Linked DNA regions of Mus musculus: region 1 is linked to region 2. The links are chromatin contacts, found by Hi-C or POLR2A ChIA-PET in ENCODE. All regions are on one chromosome and are shown on one strand. Each heading gives the region's core, a stretch centred on a gene start or an enhancer-like site at or near the end of the contact. The rest is flanking DNA. Distances are from core to core; before and after follow the strand shown. Region 1 has its middle 28 kb from the start of Hlf. Region 2 holds the start of Mmd (monocyte to macrophage differentiation-associated).

Region 1 (3,742 bases), core at 1,055-3,554, 170 kb before region 2:
AAAGACTTTTGAAAGAAAGAAAAGAAAAAACATACAAAGAAAAGGGGCTGAGTCTCTAGCCGTCGGGTCACACTTAGGATGCCCTCAGTGTACTATGGTCTTGGAGTTGCCTTCAGGACCCACACCCACTGACTGTCTTCTTCAGCCAGTCTCTGCCTGTGCTCTGAACATATGCCACACGGCAGTCGCTTCTACAGTGGCTCTTAGCCGCTTGCTGTCTACAATCCTTTACTGTTTGCCAAGAGCTATCTACTTGACTGTACTCCCTTTGAGTTTGGGGACTTGGTCATGGATGTCTTTTGGGCTTCTTGTTTGTCTCCTTGTTTGTTTTGTCCCGATCTTTTATTTTCCAAAAGTGTTTGTCCTTCTACATATAGTAGGTACTGGCTGCTTACTGTACGGGTAGATCAAGGAAACCGCATCTCTACCGTGGTGTCTGCAGACTTCCTTTTTTTAGAATTCTGTCAAATCAGCAATGCTGATTTCTCCTGTCTGTGGTGGTGCTTTCAGTAGCAGAGGAGTTCTTCTGTTCTGATGCTAAACTGGAGAAGCGTACAGCAAATACGCTGGCTGCCAATGTGCAGAAGGACACACGTTGTCCTTCAGTTCATCCCACCGCTCCTGGAATAGCAGTAGTAGTGTGAGGGACACAGCGGCCGTCTGCCCACCTCTCCTATCTTTGGTCTGTCTTCTCTCCGTCTCCCAAAGTTCAGGGGCTAGTACATTAATCCAAATGAATCAGAACAGGTCCTACTCATGTGTCCTGCGGAGGGTTCAGACGTGCACATTAGCCATAGCTCAAGCCAATGAGTACGGGGAAGGCTTGATGCCTCTGGAAAGAAACAGTGCAGAAAATGTGTCATGGCTGGAGCCGCTGAAAGCTCTGGCTGATGGGTAACAGGAACCCTAACTACCCTGCACTGCTTTGCTGATAACTCAAACTACCCAGGATGGCTGTTTTACTATGTGTTTTAGTTCTGCAGCTTCCTCATCAGAGGTCTTGCTTGGTCTATTTTCTGTTCTTTGCAGACAACCCCAGCCAGTACAGAGTAACCACAAAACTTAAAATCCTCTTTACTAACGACTCAGCAGAGTCATTGGGAGAGTGAATGCTAATAGCAGGTGGGAAACAGCTTTATTATGCAAATATATATCTCTGGGAATCCCTGGGTAATGCCCCTCCCCACAACCCCACCCCATAGGCCCAACTTGGGAGGCTCTCAAAGGTGTTGAGACACTCAGGTAGTTTAACTCAGGAGCTCAAAACTTCGCGTGCAGATTATCAGAATGCTTTATAGCCATTCAGACCCGAGCTGAGAGGAGCTGGCAATGAAGCAGATATTGTTAAGGAGATGAAAATGGTTCACATAAAACCCCAAAACTGCGCACCCAATACAGTTAAACTGTTCAGGTTCTTTAAATGCTAAAAGCAAGCTAGTCCTATAAGGTACAAAATTTAAGTTACTCCAGCACTGGTAGTCACTAAACCTCTGTTCTCAGCCTCCCAAATCTTTTCTCTACCTTTCTAGAGTTAGTGGGTTCTGGGAGGGGTGTTGAGGAGTTCATGTGGGTGTAATCTTTCATACAAGTGCTAACATTTTATACACTGTTTATAGTTGTTGGGTTTTTTTTTTTTAGTCGCATAATGAAAAAACAACGGTCGCTTAATGGAGCCAGGAGTGGTGGTCTATAATCTGAGCACTCAGGAGGTTGAGGCAGAATTGCCACTAATTTGAGGCCATGTGTTGTGCTACAGTGTCAAACTGCTGCCCGCCTACTCCCTAAAAAGGATTAAAAGCACATAAATATATCTTGAGGATTTTCCTGCCTGGATGTCTACAGAGCTATTTCCCAGTTATTGCTCTTTCCAAGTGTGGTCCAACCATCTTCCTCGTTTCCATGAACTGAGCTCGTTGATGTGACGCTGTCTCAGGCATTTAGGTTATTTTACCCCCTTGCCTTGGCTGCGGCGTTATGATGCTTCTAGGGGGGCCTCAATTCCCAGGATAAATTCCGAGTTACAGATTTCCAAGGGCTGTTGAAACTCCTAAAAGTCCTTGAAGTCTGAAGAGCTGAATCTGACGCTGCAAACTTCAGATCCACGTTGACCAAAGCAGCACCCGCGCACCCCGCGATCTGCACCCGCTCCTCCTGCAGTGCAGCCCCTGGGCTGTGCAGCCCTGTCCCGGACGCCCGGGCACGTGCGATTCCACGTGAGCCTCCCGCCCGGAGCGCAGGAGCCCAGTACGCATGCGCCTCCCGCCACTGAAAGTAGGTCAGGCTCCTCCTCTCACGTGACCCGCTCCCCTTAGCTACCCTCGGCGCCTCCCCGCCTGGGCGCAGCCGAGATGCGCTCGGCAGTCAACGTGATGGGGCCGGGAGCGGGCGGGCGCGGGCAGGGGCGGGCCAGCCGCGGGAGGATTTGTAGGTTATCCTCCCTTCAGAGCTCTTGATCGGGAGTCGGGCGGGCAGAAGCGAACGCCGGGCGATGTGACTAGGAGCAGAGCTTGAAATTGGAGTGGGGAGGAAAGTGGCCTGGGAACGCATGTCACAGGCAGGCTGACTCCACTGGTCTCCATCTACAACACCGTTTGCAAGGAAAGAGCAAACCTGGGTCACCCTGAAGTGAAAACAGTTTCAAGGACCCTTTTGCAATCCTTTGCCCCAGTACCTGAGGGCAACTCCTATGTTCGGGTAAACAAAGTTTGAAAGAAAATACAAAGGAGGTTAATGGAATTTTGCAGGAATGTCTCACAGTCCCCCTTTCTAATCTTCCACCCACTAACCTCAGAAAACTCCCATTCCAAAGCACACTTTCCCCTTTCTATAGGAGGTTGTGGAAGAAGTGGGGTGATGGGCAGAAAGGGTTGTGACAGGGGTGGATATGGGCTGTGAACCCAGTTCTTAGACAGCTGAAGCCAAATGGTACGCATTCGAAGTAATTGCTTCCTGTGCCCCCTCTCTGATTTATTATTATTATTTTATGTTTTACGTATTCACTTTGCATCCTGCTCACTGCTCTCCTCCCAGTCAACCCCCTCCTCCCTCGCCTTCTCCCTCTGACTTTGAACTTGTTGCATGCTACCTCTGTCTCAATGAGTGCGATCCAGAAGAGAGACTGACAGGCCAAATCAATGGGTTACCATGCAGCAGGCTATATAAATCTCTTGACTGAGGTGTGCCCAGGAGTTATGTAAGTAGGGGAAGAGGGGCGTCCAAGTGCAGGGGTGGGTACCCTGAGTTCTGAAGGCTTAAGTGGGAGTGAGCTGGCAGAGACGCTAGGCAGAGGGGGTGGGAAAGTGTTCCAAACAAAGAGAACTACTAATGGTTGCATAATATTTCCCTGGGGAGTTTTTACTAGAATTGTCTTAGCCATGCGCATGGCTGAAATGTATATTCTTTTTGTGATTGTGATTCTAAGCTGGCTATAAAAGAATGTCCGTGGCCATGGTGTTTCTCTCCTTGGTCTTAGGAAACTCCTGTGAGTCAGATTGCCATGAAAAATACATGCAACTTTCTTGTGACCTTTTCAGAACTGAGGATGGAACCTGGTACTTATACTAAGTAAACAAGGAGTAGACCATTAAGCTACCTCCTCGGCCCTATGTATAGCCCTGGCTGTCCTGGAACTCACTTTGTAGACCAGGCTGGCCTTGAATTCAGAAATCTGCCTGCCTCTGCCTCCCAAGTGCTGGGACTAAAGGCGTGCGCCACCACCGCCCGGCTATTTTTTTTTTTTGAT
Region 2 (3,377 bases), core at 605-3,104:
ATTCTAATGTTTGAATGGGTAAGACTCCAAAATAGGATGAAAGTGAATTCTGTCCATTAAAAAAGATTGCTCAATCAGCTGAGGTGGTTTTTATTTTTTCATTTTAGAGCTCTCTGAATGTTGGTACAATAAGCAAAAACAGACATTTTCCTTCTTTTTATAGAATTCAAAAGGATAGACTAGAAACCCAAACTCTTCGTCAAATAGGGAAGGGGTAATTTTGCAGAATATAGCTACTGGTCTCTGAAAGCAGGAAGCCCACAAAGACATGCAAAGGAAAGAATCAGACAAACAACCCACACGCACAGGACATGAGGTTCACACACGTTACAGAGTCTCTTAAATCCACTGTGGTTCTAAACGAGAAAGACCAAGGTTCCTTTCTGCCTTTGACATAGAGACGTAGTTCTCCTCCAACGATAGTGCCAGACTTCCAGCCACCAAGTAATAAGCAATATTCAGAAAGCAATCCAAATCTTCAAGCCGATCTCCCCCAATACTGAGCGCAAAGACCACCCTCATCCTGTGCATGTTGTGTTGGCTCTTTTACCCTTTGAGACTGGAAGAAATGAGATAAGCATTAATGAGTGAACAGGGGAAAGAAGGGAAAGGAAAACTAAATGGTGTGTTTACATTTTAAAATAAAAAGAAAGACCACTTCAAACTCAATAGCCTGCTCGGAAGATTTTAAGCATTTCTGCTTTTGAATTCTCTGGTACATCACACTAGGCTACCCTGTTGGTGGTGAAGGGCTGGGAATGGGTATGGCTGCCAGGCTCAGACAAAGGGATGGAGTTACCAGAAACCCCATGGGTGAACTTTCACCCACTTAGAAACATTAAAGCCCAGAGCTTTCTTTGGGAACAATAGGTCGGCAGCCTTCATCATTCCTTCCACGCAGGTAATCCACCCGGGAGAGAAGGGCCACACTATGTCCCTCAAGTCGGGCTACCCTACCACCTCTTTAGTGTAGAGCAGACAACCCGCCTTCCGGTGGCGCCTCCTCCGTTCTTTCTCCCTATTTCCTAAAACCAGGTTTCTCAAAGGCATGTCTCTCCACCTGAATGCTAACTTGCCCCTGCCAAAAAAAAATCCCCCAAATAGCACACCATTAGGTTCTTAGCCCGAGACACACAACCCCTCCGGACACCATCAGGAAAGCTGGACCTAGAGAAGCGTGCCTCAGTTTCCCTGTCTCTAGGGCCAACCACCGACAAAACACCTCAAAAAGCTCAGGCCAGACCTCCTACCCGCTGTAAGACAAACATCGCCACAGGGTGCTGCAGCAGCCTTAAGAGACCTCACGTTGGGGTTTGTATAAGGGTGGAGGCCCTGAGTGGAGTCGTGGGGAGGGGGCTCTGAGGCTGGAGTAGTCTGCTAGAAGCTAGCAGCAGCGGTGTCTGGATGGGGATCTCAAGGGCCAAGCTAGGTTTGCAAGCGGATGGAGGAGGCAAAGCAGATGCGGGGTCCCGGGGCACAGATCCCAAGCTGCCTGGAGGAAGGGGATCGCAGAACTGCGAGTCTTCCCGGGAGCCGGTCCTCGTCAGGGCTCGGGATCCCCCGGGACGGAGCACGTTCCCCGCAGAACTCTCACCGCTGGAATCGATTCCTGAACCGCATTGATCCACCGCTCCACCGCGGGGGCCGGGAGCTCCGTCTCTTTTGCACCGGCGGCAGGGCGCGCCGGCCTCATGGGCTTGAGCTGCTCCGAGGCCGCTGGCGTGCCAGGCGGGAGCCACGCAACTGGGCAGGGCCGGAGTGGGCCACACCGGGGGTCGGTCAGCACAGGGCCCGGGCCAGAGCAGGCGCCTGGGGGCGGGAGGGAGGCCGCTTAAACGGCCCCGGCGCCTCCCGCCTCCCGCCTCCCTGGCTCCTCCGCCCCCGGGTGCCTGGGCCCCGCCCCGGAGCCCGGCTCCGCCCCTGCCCGCTGCTCTCGCTGCGTGCGCCCGCAGCCACCTGCGCGTCACCGCGCCCAGTGGCCAATCAGTGTCCGGAGCGGCGCAGGGCTCCGCTGCCATTCATTTCCCTTGAAGCTCGGTAGGTGGGGCGGAACCTCAGAGCCGAGGGGTGTGGCTAGCCGAAAGGGGAGGAGCGCTGGGAGGGCGGTGCTCTGCATTAAAGCTTTGAGCGTGTGAGCTGCAACAGAGAGGAAGGAACAACGGTGTGTAGGAGATGGCCCACAATCTTAGAAGCAGCTGTGCCGGAAGTGGCAGCGAGCAAGAATCTATCTCTGCCTTCTAATCTTGGCCCCATATCGTTTATCCAGCCTTCATTCATTTCTGCGTCCTTCCTTTCATTTATTTCTTCACCTTTTACGCTGTGTAAAGACGGATTAGTAACACGGCTGTCCTATAAAGAAGAGATTGGAATTTCTCCAGGGGGATTCTTCTGGAGAGATCTTTTTACGTCCTCCATTTTATTTTCTATTTTTTAACCCAAGAAATTTCCAAGGAAAGAGTAGACTTGAATCGGCCCCTTTTGCTAAACCTCTGTAAAGCTAAAAGGACTTGCCAGAAGAGCAGATCCTAGGGAGAGAAGAGATAAGAGGTAGTGAATACACTCAGAAGAATACTGGAAAAAAGGAATTGACATGTGCAGGACCTGTCAGCATCACTCCTGAAATCCAGGTGTGCTCCCATCCAGGAAACCTGCCCACACACATCCCCCACTCCTCAAACTTCACCTTCTTGAGGGACTTAGGGCCAGCTTCGAAGCAGTATTTACTCTTTTTGAAACGAATGAAAGATGGGGGGATGCCGGGGAATGGTTTCACCCACCATTCTAGTGTCCTTCTCTTTAAGTGCCCCGGGGTGCTTTCCACAACAATTGCTTTGATCTTGGAAGGAATCCTTAGGTTCAAAATTATGTTACTCATTTCACAGGTATGGAGGCCAAGGCTTTGAAAGGTGGCACTGTTTACAATAGCCAAGTTATTATATTAGTGTAGGTGCCTACCAAAGGATGTAGAAAGAAAATGTGGTGTGTGTGTCTAGAGACAGCATGGAAAATTAGTCAGCCAGAAGGAAAAAAATGAAGACTCGGGAGTGATCTTTCCATTCCAAAGCTGCACACTTGGTTTAAAAGGACAATCGGCTCCAATAGAGGAGGACTGGATTGTTCTTCAGTGTGTGTGTGTGGGGGGGGGGGGGGTTACGAGTAACTACATTTCTGGGAACAGAGAAATGGATGGAACTAGATATCATCATATGAAATGAAATAAATAAACCAGGCTCAGAAATACAAATGTTAAATGTTTTCTCTCATATGTTAAATGTAGAGAAGTGGGGGTTGGGGAGTCATCAATGTAAAAGAGGATCAGGGAGTGAAAAAGAAACTTGCCCGATGCAAAACAGATTCCTACATAGCTTCCTCTAACA

What was found. A loop is a pair of places that touch in the nucleus more often than their neighbours do. ChIA-PET counts read pairs that join two places held with the same protein, here RNA polymerase II (POLR2A).
Region 1: a loop to region 2 is called in a map of heart, with 1.8 times the contacts of the local background. The contact joins the enhancer-like site here to the promoter of Mmd in region 2. A Hi-C loop is called at or near these places in 1 of 37 maps with a recorded cell type or tissue (heart). POLR2A ChIA-PET finds 5 or more read pairs at or near these places in 4 of 5 experiments (Patski and embryonic stem cell).

The regions. Positions count from the first base shown.
Region 1 is chr11:90,416,666-90,420,407 of GRCm38, reverse strand. No RefSeq gene overlaps it. Among named protein-coding and RNA genes, the nearest start is that of Hlf, 28 kb to the right of the region's middle. Within about 2 kb of position 2,304, at least 3 of the 3 ENCODE cell types and tissues checked have a DNase peak (open chromatin) inside an H3K27ac peak, as active enhancers do; they include heart, where a contact is called at or near this core.
Region 2 is chr11:90,247,953-90,251,329 of GRCm38, reverse strand. It overlaps Mmd (monocyte to macrophage differentiation-associated), which reads right to left and starts at 1,854. Exons shown (of 7, transcript NM_026178.2): 1 at 1,595-1,854. The coding sequence starts at 1,620.